Regions from separate parts of the Homo sapiens genome. Here region 1 is linked to region 2. Evidence: chromatin loops called from intact Hi-C (ENCODE). Cell type or tissue: OCI-LY7. All regions are shown on one strand.

The links. A loop is a pair of places that touch in the nucleus more often than their neighbours do. Peaks named below come from ENCODE experiments on the same cell type or tissue, not always from the same donor. Only the 100,000 strongest peaks of a DNase experiment are listed, where the experiment ranks them.
Region 1: it touches region 2 in a loop (9-fold over the local background); 31 of 110 quality-filtered maps call a loop at or near these places.

What each region holds. Positions count from the first base shown.
Region 1 is chr10:27,557,623-27,560,122 of GRCh38, reverse strand. No RefSeq gene overlaps it. Among named protein-coding and RNA genes, the nearest start is that of LINC02680, 7.3 kb to the left of the region's middle. In OCI-LY7, CTCF peaks have their summits at 1,201 and 1,402 (motif pointing left); a DNase peak (open chromatin) is centred at 1,402.
Region 2 is chr10:28,380,757-28,383,256 of GRCh38, reverse strand. No RefSeq gene overlaps it. Among named protein-coding and RNA genes, the nearest start is that of MPP7-DT, 79 kb to the right of the region's middle. In OCI-LY7, a CTCF peak has its summit at 1,212 (motif pointing right); a DNase peak (open chromatin) is centred at 1,246.

The sequences.
Region 1 (2,500 bases), 820 kb after region 2:
GCTGTGCATGTGTGATGGCAGAGGATATATGGGAATTCTGTTCTTCCTGATCAATTTTGCTGTAAACAAGAAACTACTCTAAAAACAGTCTATTTGTGAAAAAGTACAGAATGGAATTAATCACTCTAGGAGAAAAATTAAGAAAATAGAAACAACAACAATAAAAATGTAGACTATCACTAGAACCAAGATTTTTGAAGTGGTAAGTGTGATCAATAATGTTAGCAGAGGCCAGGCACGGTGGCTCATGCCTGTAATCCCAGCACTTTGGGAGGCGAGGCAGGCGGATCAGTAGGTCAAGAGATTGAGACCATCCTGGCCAACATGGTGAAACCCTGTCTCGACTAAAAACACAAAAATTAGCTGGGAGTGGTGGCGCACACCTGTAGTCCCAGCTACTCGGGAGGCTGAGGCAGGAGAACCGCTTGAACCCGGGAGGCAGAGGTGGCAGTGAGCTGAGATCGCGCCACTGCACTGCAGCCTGGTGAAAGAGCAAGACTCCGTCTCAAAAAAAAAAAAAAAAAAAGAATGTTAGCAGAAAAAGGGCTTCTGAACGTTCTAAAAATGACTTTAACATTACAGACATATACTTAGATCAAGTATGTCTATCATTACTCATCCAGAATAGCGTAATTTAAGCAAAGAAAGGCAGAGAAAGAGGGACAGTGCCAGGTTCTGATGAAGAATACAATGAAAGGATTGTCTTATAATTTGAAACATTTGGAGAAGGAAGCCTATTAGAATTAAATGTATTCAATATATTAGAGTCAAAATCATCAAACAATTTAGTTTTAAAAGTTTGATGGAAAATGAAGCGCAATTTTAAATTCTTTATTTTAACTGAGTGCTTCCAGAAAACAGTTTTCTCTCTCACAAAAGGAAACACAGTATAATCTCTAAAATGGTTTTAAAGGAAAAATATAAAAATATATAAATAAGTAATCTTAAAACCCTAAATTGGCTCAGTTTTATAAAACACTGGTAGCATCCTCATTTTATCTGTAATGCCTCTACTCAACCCCCTAAAACTTCTCTATAAAAAGATAAATGTATGCTATAGAAAGGAAGCAATTCTCTCCTCCAAAATTGCAAGATCGGTTATGCTTCCATGTCCTCCACCTCCAGCTAAGTCAATCTCTGTGGCTGCTAAACTATAATTTGGCCCCAGGACTGCTGTGAAATCTGTCTGTTGACCAGTATAAGCAGTCCATCTTACAACAGGAAGGCCCAGATATAATCAAAAGGTGATTTGTTGCTGAATTTTCTCAAAAAGAAAATAAAAGAAACAAAGTCACAGAGGAAACCTGGCCAAAGAAAGTACAGCCTGTGAAAATTCTCAGCTGGACAGTGCCTAAGGCGTCTTTGAACTTGACCTTCACCACAGGGTCTCTCATGTTACTGAGGAGCTGCTGCCACCTCATGGAGAACTGAGAGATCTCATTTTCCAAGCGCGTGGGTTTCTAATAGCCAAATGATCTTTGTCAAAATAAAGGTAATGCAATGAAGCAAAGAAAGTCTTTTCAACAAATGTTGCTGGAACAATTGGAAATTCACATGCAAAAGAAAACCAATCTAGATAGACAAAACAATCATTTTCTAGGTGCATGGATTCCGGAATCACTCATTTATATCTTGCCTTTTCTCTTTTGTTGGACTATTAAAAAGAAAGCATAACAACCACATGAATCTCACATAGACAAGCCCATTCTCGTTGGGCGCAATTCTCCTAATTCAATTTTTGATAACCATAGTATTATATAGCACATGCATATGAAATAAATATCATCTCATTTTGAGTGATTACTGCGTGGATTTAGATCTATCATCAGTCAAATTATGTTCCACAAACTGACTGCAGAGAAATAACCTAACACCGACAGGCTACAATTCTGCCCTGAATGTACACTTTACAAAGCTAATAGCTAAATTGCAAAATTTAGAGAATAACAAAATTTAAAAGGGTCTTGATGCTCCTTTTCCACCTTCCCTGCAACATCCTCACTGAAAATCAAAAGATCTTTCCTTCTTGTTTTTTGTATTATTGTCTCTCAACTTTTTTTTGTTTTGTTTGTTTGTTTGAGACGGTGTATCGCTCTGTCGCCCAGGCGGGAGTGCAGTGGCGCGATCTCAGGTCACCGCAACCTCCGCTTCCCGAGTTCAAGCGATTCTCCTGCCTCAGCCTCCGGAGTAGCTGGGACTACAGGCGCACGCCACTACGCCCGGCTAATTTTTGTATTTTTAGTAGAGACGGGGTTTCGCCATGTTGGCCAGGCTGGTCTCAAACTCCTGACCTCAAGGATCTGCCCGCGTCGGCCTCCCAAAGTGCAGGATTACAGGGGTGAGCCACCACGCTCCGCCGTCTCTCAACTTTCAAGTTCTATCTTAAGCCACGTGACCCGAGCAATAGAAATGGGCAAGTATTTCTAGCTTGGTGCAGTGTTTCATGCCTGTAATACCAACACTTGAGAAGTCCAAGGTGGGAGAATCCCTTAAGGCTGGG
Region 2 (2,500 bases):
TGGTGTGCACAAGTAGTGCCAGCTACTCGGGAGGCTGAGCGGGGAGGATCACATGAGCCCAGAAGGTTAAGGCTACAGTGAGCTGTGATCGTGCCACTGCACACCAGCGTGGGCAACAGAGCAAGACCCTGTCTTAAAAAAAAAATTAGATGAAATTATTTTTAAATAATATATTTATTTAATTCAACATATTCCAAATATTACGCTTCAATATATAATCAATATAAAAAGATATTTTATATATTTTTTAATGCTAAGACTTTGAAATCCACTAAGTGTTTTGTACTTACAGCACATCTCAATTGAGACTGGCCACTTTCCAAATGCGTAGTAGCCACCTGTGGCTAGTGGCTACTGTACTGGATAGCACAGGTCTAACATCTGTCTCTGATTCCCACAGAATGACCCTCTAACTGCACAAAGCTCCTTTCTGGCAGTCGCACAGATGGACTCAAGATGGAAAAGCTCTTCATGCCTTACAGCTAATCCTGTTTTACGGAAGAGCTGCAGATGAAACAATGTTGACTATAAGGGTGAAGTAATTTTCTACAGTTTGACTCATATTCCCATGTCCCACACCCCTTCTCTGGAAACTCTAACGTCAATGCTGTGAGACTAGAACTGGATTTGTTTGTTTTTCGAATTCTGTAAGTCTTAGAGGAATATGGTACCACTCAATAGTGTTAGAGTGTATTGTTGTTTACTTAAGAATCTTTCTAGACGGGCGGCGGCTCATGCCTATAATCCCAGCACTTTGGGAAGCTGAGGCAGGCAGATCACGTGAGGTCAGGAGTTCGAGACCAGCCTGGCCAACATGGTAAAACCCGTCTCTACTAAAAATACAAAAAAGTAGCTGGGTGTGATGGTGCGCACCTCTAATCCCAGCTACTCGGGAAGCTGAGGCGGGAGAACTGCTTGAACCCGGGAAGCGGAGGTTGCAGTGAGCGGAGATAGCGCCACTGCACTCCAGCCTGGGTAACAGAGCGAGACTCCGTATGAAAAAAAAAAAGAATCTTTCTAGATCTCGGAGGCTGAATTATACTGCCAGGACCAAGAAAAATGGCCTCCACGTTCCCTTTCTTCTAGTTTACCGTTGTCTCCTCTGGGAGATTACCCCTAAGAGAGAAAGGAGGAGAAAAAAGGTCCTGTGTTGGATCCTTTCTTTCCCATGCATATTGATGGCGTACCAGCAGGTGGCAGTGTAACACCTTGCATGATACATTTCAGGCCCATGTTTTTTGCTGAGAAAAGCAGTGGTCAACGTTTGGTCTTTGCTTGGAGTTTATGAGACAATTATAGGATTGTGGTGAAGACAGCGCAGTTAAGGCTGAGGTGGGTATTGCAATATAAATCTCTGTCTTCACTTTTAACATATTTCAAACTGTTTTTTGGATTGCTTTTTCACATTTAGTTTTTCAGCTCAAAAGAATCATAGAATTAAAAAAGACATGAAATAATGTACATTTCCAGTTATTATTAAATGTTCCTTACTTTTCTCCTCTTTCTTCCATGCCATTAGCTCTCTGACAAGCATAACTTATGTAGTTGAGTGTTACTGAGGAACACTTGGTTTGCAAAATATGAAACTTTTGTTGAGCAACATTTATGACAGGCAAGGTTTAGAATTTCATGCTATAAGCCTATGGCTTCTTCATTTTCCATAATTAAATAACTTCTGAGAATGTGACTTCTCAGAAGGATGCATGAGAATTAAAACCAGCAGCTCTCAAAGATCAGATATCCACAGTTAAGAAAAACCCTTGAAATAAACACTTACATGGGTCAGTTTTTCCTTCTGACAAACATTGGCTTATTTCAACCTAATAGAATAATTAGATAATATCTAGCTTATTATAGGATTGTAATAGATTATTATTTTTGGCAAAACGACATCAGATAATATACACATGCTTCTTTAAGAGTTTTTAAAATAAAAAAATTGTAGAAATTAGTAAGTAAAAACTAGGCGCTTTCAATACAAATGTCAAAAAATGAAGGATTCTGATTTGTATTTGTTAGAGTCACTCATTAACGTCTCATGTATTTAATACATTAAATATTTGCTGGGTGTTTATTCTGGGATGAGCATGAGGGGACGTTGGTCTTTTTCCTGTCTCTGGACTGGGCTTTACACCATCGATTCCCCTTGTTCTCAGGCGTTCAGACTCAGTTTGGAAATACACAAGAGCTTTCTTGGGTCTTCAGTTTACAAACGGCTGACTTCTTAGCCTCTATAAGATCATGAGCCAATTCCTCATAATAAATCTCCTTCTTTCTGTCTCTGCCTATATCTATCTACGATTGGCTCTATTTCTCTGGAGAACCCTAATACAACCAGACACAAAAGGACAAATATTGTATGATTCTACTTATATGAGGTACTTAAGAGTAGGCAAATTCATAGAAACAAAAAGTAGACTAAAGGCTAGGCATGGTGGCTCATGCCTGTAATCCCAGCACTTTGGGAGGCTGAGTTGGGCAGATTGCTTGGGCTAATGAG